3 separate regions of the Mus musculus genome follow, and all the other regions are linked to region 1. Evidence: chromatin loops called from intact Hi-C (ENCODE). Cell type or tissue: left cerebral cortex. All regions are shown on one strand. Each heading gives the region's core, and the rest is flanking DNA. Links, peaks and the distances in the headings are about the cores only.

The links. A loop is a pair of places that touch in the nucleus more often than their neighbours do. Peaks named below come from ENCODE experiments on the same cell type or tissue, not always from the same donor. Only the 100,000 strongest peaks of a DNase experiment are listed, where the experiment ranks them.
Region 2: it touches region 1 in a loop (4-fold over the local background); 9 of 42 quality-filtered maps call a loop at or near these places.
Region 3: a loop joins it to region 1, with 5 times the contacts of the local background. A loop is called at or near these places in 17 of 42 quality-filtered maps.

Annotation. Positions count from the first base shown.
Region 1 is chr19:4,752,695-4,758,159 of GRCm38, forward strand. It overlaps Sptbn2 (spectrin beta, non-erythrocytic 2), which reads left to right. Exons shown (of 37, transcript NM_021287.2): 37 at 1-1,284. The region is part of intron 2 of Gm21992 (predicted gene 21992); the gene reads right to left. Rbm4b (RNA binding motif protein 4B) reads left to right here and starts at 3,831. Exons shown (of 4, transcript NM_025717.3): 1 at 3,831-3,967; 2 at 4,552-4,975. The coding sequence starts at 4,564. In left cerebral cortex, for the core only: a CTCF peak has its summit at 3,044 (motif pointing right); DNase peaks (open chromatin) are centred at 3,067 and 3,772; H3K4me3 peaks cover 1,608 bases; H3K27ac peaks cover 1,927 bases.
Region 2 is chr19:4,999,965-5,005,538 of GRCm38, forward strand. It overlaps a transcript of Npas4 not described here. Among named protein-coding and RNA genes, the nearest start is that of Npas4, 13 kb to the left of the region's middle. In left cerebral cortex, for the core only: CTCF peaks have their summits at 2,362 (motif pointing left) and 3,863 (motif pointing right); DNase peaks (open chromatin) are centred at 1,957 and 2,313; H3K4me3 peaks cover 763 bases; H3K27ac peaks cover 1,755 bases.
Region 3 is chr19:4,845,092-4,850,665 of GRCm38, forward strand. No RefSeq gene overlaps it. Among named protein-coding and RNA genes, the nearest start is that of Ctsf, 7.3 kb to the right of the region's middle. In left cerebral cortex, for the core only: a CTCF peak has its summit at 2,599; a DNase peak (open chromatin) is centred at 2,615.

The sequences.
Region 1 (5,465 bases), core at 466-5,465:
CACTCCCAAGTGTCTCAACTGTTTTCAATAAGGAGTAGTGAGGGTTATTACCACAACCTAGTCTTAACTGCTGCTCAGCCATCAGTGGAAAGGTGAGCACCTTTCTGTCTTTCCCATAAAATCAAGGGAGCTCCCACAGAATCAGAAGAGTGGCAGGTCCTACCTCCTGAATTCTAGGTCACCCTAGAAAGCCATAAGGATATCCTGAGTATGTAAATAAACACACAATGTATTCTAGAGATGGAGAGAGTATTTGTTCTTAAACTTTGCAATGTATAAACAGAAGGTATTAAAAATTGCAAGTCTTGAGTCTGTTTGACTCAGGAAAACTACTGTCTTCAGCATAACTGGCCAGGGACCCCAAGCAGCCCTGACTACCATCAGTCAAAACAAAGACAAGCAGAGCCAGGTGTATGTAGACTAGGAACTATTATGACACAGCCCCAAGCTGGGCTCCACACATCAGATCTGGCACAGCACATTATTCACAGGGTAAGTATTCTCTCTCTCAGGGACGGCCTTTCTCTTAGGTGGTTTCAGTCGCCCCACAACAGTGTAACAGCAACACCCCATTCTCAGGCAAAACAAACGTCAGCACACATTTTCCTCATAACTCTCCTTCAGCTGTTACACATGGAGCGTTATTGTGGAGAGCTCAGATCATGGGGCTTGGGGGAAAAAGCAGTAATTGGAAAAGTTTGAAAGCAGATGTACTATGTGTGAGAGGAATTAATGGAGAAATGGCCTTGCAATTGAGTGCTAGGCAGAGCAGTAACTGAATGAAAAGGAAGGACAGGAATTAGGTGAAAGTCTACACGTGTGGCAGCTAAAGCCACTTGAGAATAGGGTTCCACATAGGACAGATAAGAGGGTAAACAGAGGGCTAGGGAGCAAGTCTTCAGGAAAGACATCTTGGAGTATCGGTGGGAGAGAGGAGAAGGATGATAGATAGAACGGGGCCCTGAAAGCTATGGGGACAAAAATAACACCAGTGTTGGCCCTGCAGACCGGTGGGAAGCAGGGATCAGCAGCAATGAATGGGCTCATACTTTGCACTTTTACCGACCACCACTGACGAGGGTGGGTTTTGCTTGTGTTGACCCACATGGAAGCTAATGGCCACAGTGGACTACTGAGTATGCAACGTGTGGCAAGTGTAAACTGCGATGTGCTGAAGGTATGAAATAACAGATATTCAGGACTTCAAGGGGAATTCAATTATCTCAATTTTTATATTGGTCTCATGTTAGAATGTCAAAAATATTAAAATAGATTTCAAGGTTTTATAGTTTGATGTTTCCTGGAAATTTGTATTTATTCACTGTGCTAGGTATGAAACCGAGAGCTTTGTGGTTGTTAGATTAATGCTTTACTATTGAGCTGAACCCACAGACCATTTTCACAGTTTATCACGAATTACTTATATGACTCATTGTATCTCTATTGTATGGCACTGTTCAAACTGGACCACAGATCTAAGAGTGAAAGGTAATAGGAATGGAAGAGAATAGACTATCTACATGAGCTGTGGTAGGAGAGGGTATCTTAAAGAGAACATAAAAGAGAAAGCTTTAGGAAACAATAATTTGGTTACATTAAAAATATTTCCCTCAAAAAACAAAGCTATTAGTGTAATGACAAGATATCTGAACCAAGTAGAAATAGCTACAATATGAGGAAAACTCGACAGCTCAACCCAAAGGCTGAGACCTAAAATCCAGACAGAAGACGGAAAGCAGGAAATGTACATTCGCACAAATGATAAGAACAAGGTATTTTGAAATTCATTAGAAACAAGACAAAAACAAACTACGTCGAGTTGTGAATAAAACTTTACACCTTTTCAACTGACAAAAATTAGAAAAGTTACTACCAGACCTTGGTAATGACAGGAAAAACAGAACAGACAAACATAGTGCCTCTGTGTTCCAAGTGGAGGATATTCTAGCAGGGCTTTTTTCTTTTTTTCTTTTTTTCTGGGAACTTGGTACTACTTACACATGTTAGGGTTTGGTTTGGTTTGGTTGTCTTGGGGTATGGGGTTTTGTTTTGTCTGTTTGTTTGAGACATTGCTTCTCTCTGTAGCCCTTAGTGTTCTGGAAGTTGCTCTTAGACCAGGCTGGCCTCCAACTCACAGAGCCGCCTGAATGTGCTCATCACCACCCAACTCACATAATAAAAAACGATAAAACTGGAGGCTAGAAATGATATCACACACCTGTAATTAACCAGCACTTGGGAGGCTGAGGTAGGAGTGTGAGTTCAAGGCTAGTCTGGATTACACAGCCAGTTCTTGGACAGCCTTGACTACACAGAAAAGCCATGTCTAAAAGAGGCAGGGAGGGAGAAAGGGGGTGAAATGAAATTGTATAGAAAAATGGGAACTGGGCTGGTGAGATGGCTCAGTGGGTAAGAGCACCGGACTGCTCTTCCGAAGGTCAGGAGTTCAAATCTCAGCAACCACATGGTGGCTCATAACCATCCATAGCGAGATCTGACTCTCTCTTCTGAAGTGTCTGAGGACAGCTACAGTGTACTTACATATAATAAATAAATAAATAAATCTTAAAAAAGAAAAAAATGGGAACTGTTAGTAGAGCATTAGTTGTGGAGCCCCCACAAATTTGGGAAGAGATCCCAAAATACAATGTACAAGGTTAGGTGATAGCAGATCCCGAGGAGGTTCCAGGACAGCCAAGACTGCCAGAAAACCCCATCTCGAAAAACAAACCAAAAAAAATTAATTTTAAAAATGTGTAATTACAATTAGACAATGCCTTCTGAAATGAGTGGGAAACATGGATTTGGTAAAGAAATGTTTCCAAGTAGCTTGGGTGCAGGAAGTCAACTCGGGGAACTGATCTCTATACTATTGGAGGAGCTGGTGTTGGAACTACCACAATGGGGAATTGTTTTGACAACAATGGGGATGGTCTAACAACCATCCCGGTGCCTCTTCTAGGAGATGAATTCAATCCCTCAATGTCTGTAAGCCCGCTGCTTTGTGATAGTGATCCACCAAGCTGGTACCCTGCTTGCCACCAGGAGGTGCCCTTGGACCGCAACAGAGAGTCTGGAGCCTGACAATTGCCTGTGCCTCAGGCAGCTTGGGACGGATGCGGAACCCTTGTCACTCATTCCCCAAACCTGGATTCTCCCTGGACCTCTGGACAACGTATTCCTTGGTAATGCTCACCACATTTCAGGAACCAGGATAGACAGATACTACGAGGGAAAGCCAGCCCACGTATATTCATGAATAAACATGACAAAGTATAGTTTGGATAGAGAAATGCCTCCCTCAGACCTAACCTAGTTCTAACCCAGATTATCTTTCTACTCCACTCTCAGTCTCAGCTTCTTCACCAATGAACAACACTATTGCAGTGAAAATTAAATTGTTTTACGGGAATTCTTACCCCTTCCTACCCAAACAAGGGAGAGATTAGGTTAAGATGTGGTAGTGCCTGGGTTTCTGAAGTATCGCTCTCAGCAGCCAGAGGTTGAGAAAACCCCCTTCTAGCGGGCCCAGTGACACAACCCTTTGTCATCAGCCCCCTCGACAGTGCGCCCAATACCACGATCCATTGTGATGCTTAGAGACTCCCCCGGGCCTTACGGTTTTGCCAAGGCAATGGTTGCTTCCTGAGCCCCCTTGACGCGCAAGCCGCGACCCACTCCCAAGGCGGTGATTGGCTAGCCCGGGCTGGGGGCGGGCTGACCTTCGCTCCGCAGTGCCGTCACCACATGACCCCGCCCCCGCACGGGGGGCGGACAGTTGTGTGCGGCCGCAGGATTGGTCGCCCCGCTCCTGCGAGGGGGAGGGGAGGCAGGCAGCGCGCACTCGCGCGTGCGTGAGCTGGCGCGCGAGAAAGCGCCCGGTCGCGCCGAGGCTCGAGCGGCCGTCGCCATTTTGTAGGGTTCTCTCTGACGCGGGACCCGCCGCCACCGCCGGCACCACCCGGAGGTAGGAGAGGATGCTGTGGGTGTGTGGGAAGCCCTGGAGCGGACTGGGCCGGACCTCGGAGGGCCGGGAAGGCTCGGGTTTGGGGCCACTCATCTTCTGAGGAAGGTCCCGGGAAGACAAGGAAAGGAGGCGGGGCCGGGTCTCCGGAGGGGGCGGGGCAGGGGTCGGGCCGAGTCTTTGTTGGGATGTTGCAGCGGAGGTTGGGCCGCTGAGGATAGGGGTCCAGTGTTGGGTGAAAGAGGGCTTTCGTTCTTGGAGTATGGTGGGAGGGGATACCGCGCTGTGGAGAGGTACACAGATTTCCCTCCAAAAACCCGTAACTAGGGACATTCAGATACTTCATGCCTTCCACTTGTCTTTCATCCCTGTGCTAAACCGTGAAGGAGCTAACCTTGTAGAGTCAATGTGCCTGACCTCACGGATATATATCTTAGACCTTGTTGTGCATTCTGACCCCCGACCTTCTGTTGGCATTGTCACACAGCAGTTCCTCTCTCAAAAAGAACTGTGAGGGTCGGGGTGTGCTGTAGTGTCAGTTTCTCACTTCACACCTGACTTTTAAAATCTTGTTTCTTCTCTGCCAGGCTCTTGTCAGGATGGTGAAGCTGTTCATTGGAAATCTGCCCCGGGAGGCCACAGAGCAGGAGATCCGCTCACTCTTCGAGCAGTACGGGAAGGTGCTGGAATGTGACATCATTAAGAATTATGGCTTTGTGCACATAGAGGACAAGACGGCCGCTGAGGATGCCATACGCAACCTGCACCACTACAAGCTGCACGGAGTGAACATCAATGTGGAAGCCAGCAAGAATAAGAGCAAAGCTTCAACCAAGTTACACGTGGGCAACATCAGCCCCACTTGTACCAACCAAGAGCTTCGGGCCAAGTTTGAGGAGTACGGCCCAGTCATCGAATGTGACATCGTGAAAGATTATGCCTTTGTACACATGGAGCGGGCAGAGGATGCGGTGGAGGCCATCAGGGGCCTCGACAACACAGAGTTTCAAGGTGAACTGTTCTGGGGATTGGGTGGCAGACCTTCGTGGAGTCTCTAGCTCAAGGCAGAGGGAAGAACACAAGACCACAGGGCTTCAAGAGTGGCTTCTGCCATTCTTTTAAATGCAAAGAACAGGTTATGTTTACTACTCTTAGCATAATTCACTCTGGGGAAGTAAGCCTTCCCCATTGTATTCGCCAAGCTCCTTCTCCACAACTGCATGGGCTCCTGCCTGCCTGCCTTTGGTCTTCATTCACTTGAGTACTGTCACAAGTCTTAAGTTGCCTAGGCAGAGAAGTAGTTAGGTAGTGTGAGAAGGGCTAGAGGTTAGGACTTTGTTGCTGGTTTGTGGTGGACCCAGAAGCCTTTGAGAGTTTTTACCCTCTGCTGCTTTCGAGGATGGCTGGTGGTAGTAAAGAGGAAAAAGGGAATCTAGAAGAAGCGCAGTATGAGAATCTGTGGTGAGTCTGGTTGGGTAGATGGGTATCTTTGAGGTGTTCA
Region 2 (5,574 bases), core at 124-5,123, 250 kb after region 1:
TCAGGCTTTGGAATTTGAATACTGCAATACTAAAACCCAGTTTTGGGAGAAGTCAAGCCCGTGTGCACAGTGCCAGGGTCTGAAAGGACCTAAAGTCTTCCAGGGGACCACGCCTCACGGTCGGCTCTGGATGAGCAGGGTCACCTGGGAGTCCTGAACAACAGGACTGTCTGGACTTGGGGAAAGGAATGCTTTCCGAGGCTGTAGCTCAATGGAAAGCAAGCAGTTCGCTGACTTTCCCCCTCATTAGATCCAACCTAGCCAGGGTCATTCTTACAGGTCTGTGCCTGCTTCACCAGGGGACTCACCATTGGAGGAATCTGATGGAGTCTGAAATGCACAGAACAAGACCTCAGAGCAGTCTGCACGGCCTGTGTCGGAAGTAACTACCATCTGTGGTTCCCTTCACTTCAGTCTTGTGGAAGGAAGACAATCCTCTCAGCATGGTCCCTCAGAGACTCTCAGAGGCCCAACTGAAGTGGGTGACTGAGGGCACAGAGCAAGGTAACCCAAGGGCCATGTCCACACTCGAGAAGTAGATCCTGAAACGGGTCTTTGATTCACACACAGCGCAGTGAGCCTAAGTATTTTTCAAAAGCTGGACTCAAAAGAGTCCAGGAGGCAGAGTTCTGGGTTCTAACCTTAGCAACAAATATATTGTCTTGCCTTGTGACCTCGGCAAATGATGTCTCTTTGAAGACTGCCTTAGTTTTCCCTTTGTGCATTGAAGGTGTGGCCCTGGCAATGGGCGCCCATTGGAAACACCATTCAAGCTCCAGAGAGCTACACCCAGAACCACAAATGTTGATCTAGATCAGATCCACTCTGAGCCCCTAACCCTGGTCTAGAGTGGAGACCTGCAGATGTCTGGAAATTGCACATCTCCTTCAGAATGGCCAAGTATGTCATGTCCTCTGTCAGGGTATCATCAGGACTGGGCAGAGGGTCCAAGGGGCTGGGTCCACCTGGCTCTGGGGAGTGTCCAGCAGGGCCACATTCCCATCCAGAAGCCAAGTGGCACTTGCAGACAGTCTAGGGGAGGTTTGACTCCAGAAAGTTTCAGAGAGCTGGTGGGCTGCAAGAAGCCTTCGATGGATGCAGACGCTTGTAAGCAGCAACCTGGTTGTCTGGTCATGAAGTCCATGGGGTCCAGAAGTTTGTCCAGGATAGCCATTGGTCCAGAGAACCCACCTAAGATCTGGATGTTGCTGGGAAGAAAAGATAGCACAGCTGGTACCAAGATGGAATTGCCTCGCCCTTGGCTGGGTGAAGGACAAGGGACAAAGATGAACACAGTATTATCTGTAGTCACAGGTGACTGATTCCAGGCCAGGAAGCCAGGCTCCCTGGTCTCAGGCCTATTCCTCCAGGAATTAGCCATGGGACTCTAGCCAATCATTACTCTTCTCTGTGCCTCAGTTTCCCTTTCAGTTTAATGAGAGAGTTGAGTTTTCCTGAGATCCCAATCTACTTTAGACTAAGCCCCAGGCTTAATCAGGATGCTGAAGGGAGGCCCGAGGGCCTTGAGGTCCTCACCTGGCGTTGTCTCTCTGTGGCCTTGTCCGTAGTAGTATCTCCAAGCACGGATAGGCCTGGCATCTTGTTTGCTTCCAAGGTTTCTATGAGACAGTCTCCTCTGTTGGGGGCGGGGGGCGAGGGGTTAAGGGCAAGACCTCCTCTCTCCAAGGTTAAATGTCTCCCACAATAGTGGAGGGCATTAAGATGGGCATGGGGTGGGGCGATGGCTCCGGGGGGCTTCCAAGGCCGGCCAGGACTCTACCGCTCAGGGGCGGGGGAAGCTCCTGAGCACTGGCGAAGCCGCCACTCTGCCAGTTGCCTTAAAAAGGCGCCAGCGCGCGCGCATCAGCAGAAGGGCTGCGGCTCTCTTCCAAAATAGGCAAGAACTGGGAGGCCGCGAGAGAAGAGCTGCGAGGAGCACAGACGTCACGCAGGGCCTCCCTCCTCCGGGCCACCCCACTCTGTCTGCATCACATTGCCATGGCAACGGAGTGTCGCGGTTAGCAGATGAATGAGCTGCAACAAGCAGAGGAGCCCGCAGGGACGCGCGCCCCCTCTGCGGTCAAATAACAAGACTGCAGAATGAATGCAGAAACTACCAGAAAGAAAGAGTGCCGTGACCCACCCATTCCCCACTGATCCTACTGCGTCCCAGAGGCCTGGGGGCTATTGGGCCTAGACATCTCTGACCTTATGGTTCATTGCTTCTCTCTTCCCAGGGTTCCCCTTTCCTCAGTCAGTTTCCTAAATCTGTGGAAAACCTGACAGCCTGTCTCTTAGCGCCCCTGTGTGAAGGATCATGATGCTGCGGCAAGTGTTTGTGACTGGGGTTCTCGCCGTCTATGTCGCCCTCTGGCGTTCGCGCGGGAGAAAACATTGGCGTTAATGAAGTTGTGGGGAGGATTCAGAGATAATGAATGGCATATATAGTACGAAGGTAAGTGCTGCTCCACACTGCTTCATTTCATTCTCAAATCATCTCCAATGCAGATTACTACTATTGTAACCATTTTACAGGGGAGAAAAATCGAGGTTGAAAGACCGGGCAAGTTTACCCAAGAAATTCCAGCATCAAGGGGCGATGCCCCCAGAACTCATCACAGAATTAAAAAGTGCTTGTGAGCCGGGTGTGGTGGCGCACGCCTTTAATCCCAGCACTCGGGAGGCAGAGGCAGGCGGATTTATGAGTTCGAGGCCAGCCTGGTCTATAAAGTGAATTTCAGGACAGCCAGGGCTATACAGAGAAACCCTGTCTTGAAAAACAAAACAAACAAAAAAAAGTGCTTGTGGCCCTCTTAGTTTCACGTCTGCGGCCTCTTGACCAGCCTCACAGTCCCTTGGGATAAGCAAGATGGAACTCCTTAAAATTATTGCCGTTTCACCTGTAAGACTGACACTCATAGAAGTGAATGGCTTGCTGGAGAGTGTGGGGCCCAGGTCTCTAGACTACTGATCTTAGAATTGGGGACAAGGAAACTGAATGAAGCCTACCACTTCTGTGAGACATTACCCTTTAGGAGAGAGAGCGTGGAGTTCTTCATTAATAACACAGAGCTCTGATCAGAAGAGGGGCAAGGAACTCTGTCTCTTTCCTTCCATGGAGAGCAATAATTGTGTATGTGCCATGTGTCATATTTTAGTGTGGTTGTTTTACAATCCTACCTGCTTGCTTATCCTGGATGCTCTACAGAGCCCCTCCTGCCTTCGGATGATGTTTTGAACAGACCTGCCTTGATACCAGTGGGTAGCTCTGCCCAGACCCGACACTTCCTCGCTATCCCTGCACAGACACTGATCTGCAAGTCTCTGGGTGTCAGCTTTGGTCTTACTAGCTTGTATTTGGAGCATCATCCAGTTTTCTTGTAAACTTTGGCCACGTGATTAGGGCTTTTATTATCTAGTGAGGTCTTGGCGTGAGGATTCATAGAGACTCAAACCCCATGCCTTCCTTGGTGCTTCCCATTCTTTGTTAAGTTACCCTGCTTGTCCTGGCACCCATTATGTAGACCAGGCTGACCACAAACTCAGAGATCCACCTGCCTCTGCCTCCTGAGTGCTGAGATTAAAGGCGTGTGCCATCATGCCTGGCTCCTCCATTGTCTTATTTTTTTTTAAGATTTATTTATTTTATGTATATGAGTACACTGTAACTGTTCAGATGGTTGTGAGCCTTCATGTGGTTGTTGGGAATTGAATTTAGGACCTCTGCTCACTCCAGTCCTCGATCAGCCCCCTTCATTGTTTTTTTAAATGTTATATTTAAAAATATGTATTTATTTTTGTTTTAAATGTGTGAGTGTGTGCCTTCATGTGTCTATGTATGCAGTGACCATGGAGGGCCAGAAGAGGGCATAAGATGAAACTGGACAGCTAAGAGTCGCCATATGGGACAAAAAAAAAAAAAAGAGTAGCCATATGGGACTGGCAAGATGGCTTAGTGGGTAAGAGCACTGACTGCTCTTCCAAAGGTCCTGAGTTCAAATCCCAGCAACCACATGGTGGCTCACAACCACCAGTAATGAGATCTGTTGCCTTCTTCTAGTGTGTCCTGAAGATAGCAACAGTGTACTTATTTATAATAATAAATAAATCTTTGGGCCAGAGCGAGTCTTAAATTCAATTTCCAACAACCACATGAAGGTTCACAACCATTTGTACAGCTACAGTGTACTCATATACATAAAATAAATAAATCTTTTTTTTTTAAGAGTCATCCTGTGGCTGTGGGAATAGAACCCTGGTCCTCTGTAAGAGCAGTAAGCTCTCTTAACCACTGAACCAACCTCCAGCCCTTCCCCATCTTAGTATTTTTAACTCATGCACTTAGGGGTGGTGAGGCTCTGATTCAAACCACCAAAAGGAATGCAAGGGGCTGGTTGGCATCAAGGATGAGGCACAGCTGGTGGCTTTGAGAAAGGGGACATTTACAGTGACACATCAGGTATGAGGAACATCCATCCCCACGTGGTGACAATAACTGAATTTATCAAGCAGAGTCTGAACTTCCAATCCTGTCAGAAGCCATCTTACTGCATCTCAGGGAATACACCAATGTACCAACTCCCTTTTTCAGCCGCCATACCTTTGCTTTGTTCCCCGTTCTTCCTCAGTAGGATTCTCTACCAATTCTGGAGAGCTGGGAATATCCATTCAGGAGTAACCTTTATCCAGACACCGCAGATATAACCTCAAGGGCCTCTCCTGAATGCTTTCCTCCCATTCCCTTTGAGTGCTTTCCTGTCACCCTGAGGTGTTTTCTGGCTCCAGCCACAGTTTCTCTTGTAGGGGCTGTGGTTACAGTCGCCTTTATAACTCCTCCTGCAGGCTGCTATTTGGGTCTTCTGGGACATTTATGGGTTTTGAAAAAGATAAAAGGACAGTGCAGATTGGTGTTGTTGGTAAATGTCATCCTTGGCTTGCAATGGTCAACTGTAATTTTCCACCAACATTGCATCTCTGCTGCAGAGAATCTCAATTTGCCCCAGGCCTAGGTTTTTAGCCAGGTCTATCAGCAGCTGTTGCCGTTGACCTATAGAGTATCAGACAGGAGCTACTTCCAGGACAAAGTATTTACACTAGTCCATGACTCAGAGGTCACAGTCCATCCTAGTTAACTTTGCCAAATTGACACAGTCATCTGAAAGGAGACAGCCTCAGCTGAGGAACTGCCTGCATCCAACTGGTCTGTGGGCGTGGCTATGGGGGGATTGTTGTGATTATTAATTGAAGCAGAGGTCTCAGCCCACTGTGGGTGGCACCACAGGCAGCTGGCCCTGTGTTGTATAAGGACGCCAGCTAAACATGAGTCCTGGGGCAAACCAGCCATGTTCCTCTGCGGCTTCTATGCTGAGTTCATTCCTACCTTGAGTTTCTGCCCTGACTTCTTTAGTGATGTACTAGGACCTGGAAGTGTGGGATTCCCCTAAATTGCTTTTGGGCAGAGTATTTCATCACAACAGAAAGGAAAGCAGAACAGAGTTCATGGCAGGGAAGGAATGTTCATGGTTACAGTGTATCGTCAGTCAGGAGCCCTGAAGTTTGGGCTGGAACCAGCTG
Region 3 (5,574 bases), core at 428-5,427, 92 kb after region 1:
TCCTAGCACTTGGGAGGCAGAGACAGGTGGATTTCTGAGTTCGAGGCCAGCCTGGTCTACAAAGTGAGTTCCAGGACAGCCAAGACTACAGAGAAACCCTGTCTCGAAAAACCAAAAAAAAAAAAAAAAAAAAAAAAAAAAAAAAAAAATCGTCATATCGGGGTTGGGGATTTAGCTCAGTGGTAAAGTGCTTGCCTAGCAAGCCCAAGGCCCTGGGTTCGGTCCTCAGCTCCGGAAAAAAGAAAAAAAAAAAAAAATCGTCATATCTTGTAGCTGAACACGGCAGCCCATGCCCATGACCCCAGCACTTGGGAGACTGAGGCAAGAGAATCATAAACAAGTTGAAGACCAGCCTGGACTGGCTACTTAGTGAGAACCTATCTCAAAACTGGGGGCAGGGTAGGCCAGGGATGGAGCTCAGACATAGTCTGACCTAGTGGCAGAACTCTTTAACCTTAGCTTCTTAGGCTAAGAAGCTAAGGAGGAAGAGATTCACAAGTCCACTCTCTGCCTGGACTACAGAATGGGTTCAAGACCAGACTAGGTAACTTAGTAAGACACAAAAGCAAAAAAAAGGCAGGAGGGTTGCCAAGAAGCTTGCCTGAGATAGATAGTGAATTCCAAGTTCAACTGTAGCTATAAGGTAAAACCCTGTTTTAAAAAAAAATGCCATAGGAGGACATGCCCTGAGCCCAAGCCCTGAGCCATGAGTCCTGAGCCTTGAGCACACTTCACTGAATTGCCCATGACATTCTAGATCCATCACAGCTTTGGAGTTTCGTTATTTTTAGCTTCAAATTGCCCAATTTCATCTTTTTAGATTTAGTGTTAATGACTAAAGAAGCTCTATTTTATGCTAGACATTCATTTTGGTACCTACCAGCCATTTGTCTCTGTCTCACCAGCCATTTGTCACAATCCCTGGAAGTTAAGTTCCCAGTAACCCTGACTGAGTGACTCCTCCCACATACCCAGAAATGTACAGCCGTGACTATCTACTTATAATGATATGACTAACTGCTTTTTTTTTCTGTAACTTGCACAGATACCCAAATATTGTTTTGAGTTGCTTTAATCATTTAACCTGGTAGAACAGAACAATTTTTGCTTGCTTGCATAGATATTGAAGTCCCAAACCATTCCTTCATGGCAATCTCAAATTTGACTCAGAGATTGGTTATCCTAGTGGCAGCGAATCAGTAAACCTGTTAATTATAATTGGATTGGGTCTATGGTCTTTTCTCAGGGGTCACAAACTCTGTAACACTTTCTCATATAGAAACTTAAGAGCATTCTCTAAAAGGATAAATCCATGTTGGTCTATATTCATTCTAGTTTGTTCTTTTTCATGGTATGTTTATTCTTACTCAAGGTTTTGATTTCTTTAACCTTTAAAAATTTTTAAATTGTTTTATGTGTATAGGTGTTTGGATGGTGCCAGAAAGGGGTATTGACTACTCTGGAACTGGAGTTTTAGATGGTTGTGAGCTGCCATGTGGGAGCTGAGAACTAAACCACGGTCCTTTTCAAGAGCAGCAAGTGTTCTTAACCACCAAGCCATCTCTGCAGCCCCCTTCCCCCAGGTTTTGGCTTTTATTTTCTCAGTTTCTCAGGGCTCTTTATATATTCAGGATCCATTGCTTAGTGCTGCTCCGGTTTGGTGGGTCTAGTACTAATCAAGTCAGTGTTTGCCCATGCTTTGCCAACTGCAACTGCAACGTGCTTTTCACAGCTGACCCTCCGTTAAATCTAATCCTCCCTTAAAGCGAATCCATGAGTCTTTGTTTCCGAGACAAAGTTGCCTGCAGCTCCGACTCAGCCTGAACTAGCTCCGTAGCCCAGGATGGCCACTGTCTTAGTCAGGGCTTCTATTCCTGCACAAACATCATGACCAAGAAGCAAGTTGGGGAGGAAAAGGTTTATTCGGCTTACACTTCCATACTGCTGTTCATCACCAAGGAAGTCAGGACTGGAACTCAAGCAGGTCAGGAAGCAGGAGCTGATGCAGAGGCCATGGAGGGATGTTCTTTACTGGCTTGCTTCCCCTGGCTTGCTCAGCCTGTTCTCTTATAGAACCCAAGACTACCAGCCCAGAGATGGTCCCACACACAAGGGGTCTTTCCCCCTTGATCACTAATACAGTTGGATCTCATGGAGGCATTTCCTCAACTGAAGCTCCTTTCTCTGTAATAACTCCAGCTGTGTCAAGTTGACACAAAACTAGCCAGTACAGCCACAAACTCTTCTCCATCTCCTCCTTTTTTCAGACAGGTTCTCTCTGTGTAGTCCTGGCTGCTCTGAAACTCCTTATGTCGCTTATGCTAACCTTGAGCTCACAGAGACACCCCTGCTGGGGTTAAAACTGTGTACCACCATATCTCAAATTGTTAATTTTTTTTTTTTCTGATTCTTTTTTGGGGGAAAGCATGAACACAGTTCCCCACTACTACAAACTATACAGTCAAGTTTCCGACATGGGGAAGTTGCAGGGGTCTGCATATTCGGAGTGGGAGCTTCGAATCTTAATCTCCAGGCCTTCAAGGAGTTTCAGGGCTTCTAACACTGGATGGTGCAGGATTCAACCTCAACAGTGTCACCTTGTGCCAGTGAGGAGTCATAGCAGCAGTGGACTCCCAGCTTCCTCTCGCTCCACCTGAAGGAGAAAAAGTTCAACTAAGAGAAAGAGTACGCTATATGTGGAACAACAATATGAACTAACCAATACCCCCAGAGCTCGTGTCTCTAGCTGCATATGTAGCAGAAGATGGCCTAGTCGGCCATCATTGGGAAGAGAGGCAGGCCCCTTGGTCTTGCAAACTTTATTTGCCCCAGTACAGGGGAATGCCAGGGCCAAGAAGTGGGAGTGGGTGGGTAGGGGAGCAGGGTGGGTGAGGGTATAGGGGACTTTCGGGATAGCATTTGAAATGTAATGAAGAAAATACCTAATAAAAAATTGAAAAAAAAAAGAAAGAGTACGAATTATGGGAAATTTAGAAGTGGCAAGGAAGAGGAAGGATCCTCAAAATAAATGCATACTAGCCAGCAGTCACTTAACGGGAAAACATTGAGTGAGGTAAGCTGGGCACAGAAAGGCAAATCCTCGACTATCTCACACGCTTGATCTAAAGCAACGAACTCACAGAGTCTGAGTAGACTGACGGCTAGCTACCAGATTAGGGGTGGAGGGGCAGAGCATGGGGCAGAGCAGGGGTGGGGGAGCTGTGGGGAGATGAAAGTCAAAGGTCATGAAGCTTTAAGCGTCAGACGAGGGTTAAGTGTCGAAATTTCTTTAGAAGATTATGAAGGTTAAGCGTCTAGATTTTTCCCCTTTGAGGTCTAGTACAGCTAATAAGTGCTGTACATCTCCACAGACCAAGGAAGAATACGTCTCGAATATCCTCATCCCCTCAAACATCAAACATTTGAGTTGACATATAGGTTAATAGCTTGATTTAATCATTCTATGTTATATCAAAAATTCTAAATTCACTTTGCACTTTACAAGATATCTAGCTATAATTTGTTTTTTGGTTGGTTTGGTTTTTTTTTTTTTTTTCATTTCTCTTTTGTGTATGTGTGTTCGTGTGTGCACATGTTTGGCTAAAATTCCTTTCCTGGGGGGGTGATGCAAGTCATGTCTGTCTCAATATCTACCCTGCTCCTAGGGTCCCAACAGCCAAGCAAGACCCTATCCCACCAAAGTTCACTGCAGAATCAGAGCTTATCAGGCTTTCTTCAGAGTCATGGGTGAGAAGCTAAATTAGGAGCACCTTAGAGCAGCCGCCCTGGAGGCTGGAAGCGCTGCACCAGCATGCATGAGGCATCTTAACTGTTATGAAATATAATGCAGGGCTGGTGAGATGGCTCAGCGGTTAAGAGTGCCGACTAAGGTTCCTAAGGTCCTGAGTTCAAATCCCAGCAACCACGTGGTGGCTCACAACCATCCATAACGAAATCTGATGCCCTCTTCTGGAGTGTCTGAAGACAGCTACAGTGTATTTACATATAATAAATAAATAAATATTTTAAAAAAAAAGAAATATAATGCAGCAGCAGCAGGTGCAAGGAGTTAGCTGGCAGGCCGACACCGAGGTGTCCCCTGAGGCAGGTGACAGACCTGGCAGAAGGGAGGGTTGTTTGGGAGGGGAGGGGAGTGAGGACCCGGAGAAGGGGTAAATGTAGACAGAGCCATGTGGGCAGAGAAAGCAGGGACTGAAAAGGACAGAAAGAAAGAGAGGCCAGCTGGGAACATGTGAAACAGAGAGAGAAAAGAGAATGAGAAGGGGGTAGAGAGTCGGGGGGCTGGAGTAGCAAGCTATCCTTTTTGTACATGGCTGCTGCTGCATCTGGCTAGTGCACAGCAAGCAATGGCAAGCAGTGTATTGCTAGGTCCTTATTGCTAGGTCCCTGGGAGGAGCCAGAGGATTTGTATGTAAGCCAACAGGTATGACTGTATAAGTAAGTGGAGCTCTGTCCCTAGTCCTTCCAAAACCATATCCTCAAACCAGTGGTTCCCAACCTTCCTAAGGCTACAACCCTTTAATACAGTTCCTCGTGTTGTGGTGAACCCTAGCCATAAAATTATTTTTGTTACTCCTTTATAGCTGTAATTTTGCTACTATTATGAATCATAATGTAAATATCTGATATGCAGGATTTTGGGACACGCAAACCCTGTGAAAAGGTCGTTTGATCCCCAAATGAGTCTCAACCCACAGGCTGAGAACCACTGCTCTAGCCCTACCCAGAGACTATGAACCCATGTGCAATTAGGATAGAATTGCAAACAACTGGTTGGAAGGGTAGCCGAATGCTCAAGTGAGGGCCTCATGTCCTGCCCACTCCTACCAAGAGGCCCAGCTGTGATGGGGGCGGGGGTGCGCTCTGTATTCAGATGCTGATTGCTGTGCCCAGAGGTCTCTTTGCAATCTAGACGTAGACATTGTCATGATATTTGGAGCATCTCCTGTCTCAGTGATGTATAAAACTTCTTTTCCATTACCTTTGATTGCTTAATAAAGAGCTGATTCTGCCTAAAGATGGGCAGAAGTGCCAGGCAGTGGTGGTGCATGCCTTTAATTCCAGCACTTGGAAGGCAGAGGCAGGTGGATTTCTGAGTTTGAGTTCCACCTGGTCTACAGAGTGAGTTCCAAGACAGCCAGGGCTATACAAAGAAACCCTATCTCAAAAAAAAAAAAAAAAAAAAAAAAAATGGGCAGAAGAGAATAAGAGGAGACTTCCAGTCCCAGTCAGGGGGGCCCAAGCAAAAAGAAAGAAGCAGAGAAGAAAAAAGGAAAGGAAGGGAGGGATCAGGAGGATTTGCCAGGAGTCACCGTGAGGACACACATGGATCAGAGCCAGCCAGAGCAAGACTCAGATACCGCTGGGAAGTAGGCAGCTGTAGAGGGCTTCAGTAGACGAGCATCTGCCCAGCATGCTACCTGCAGCTTGTCTCTGTGTCATTGATTCAGGAGCTAAACGGGCTAGGGCAGGCGTAGAGATGCCCTGTTGTTAGAGAGAGCAAAAGGGCAAAGAAAAGCCCCAGGTTAACATCTGCACTGGGGTGATCTTTGC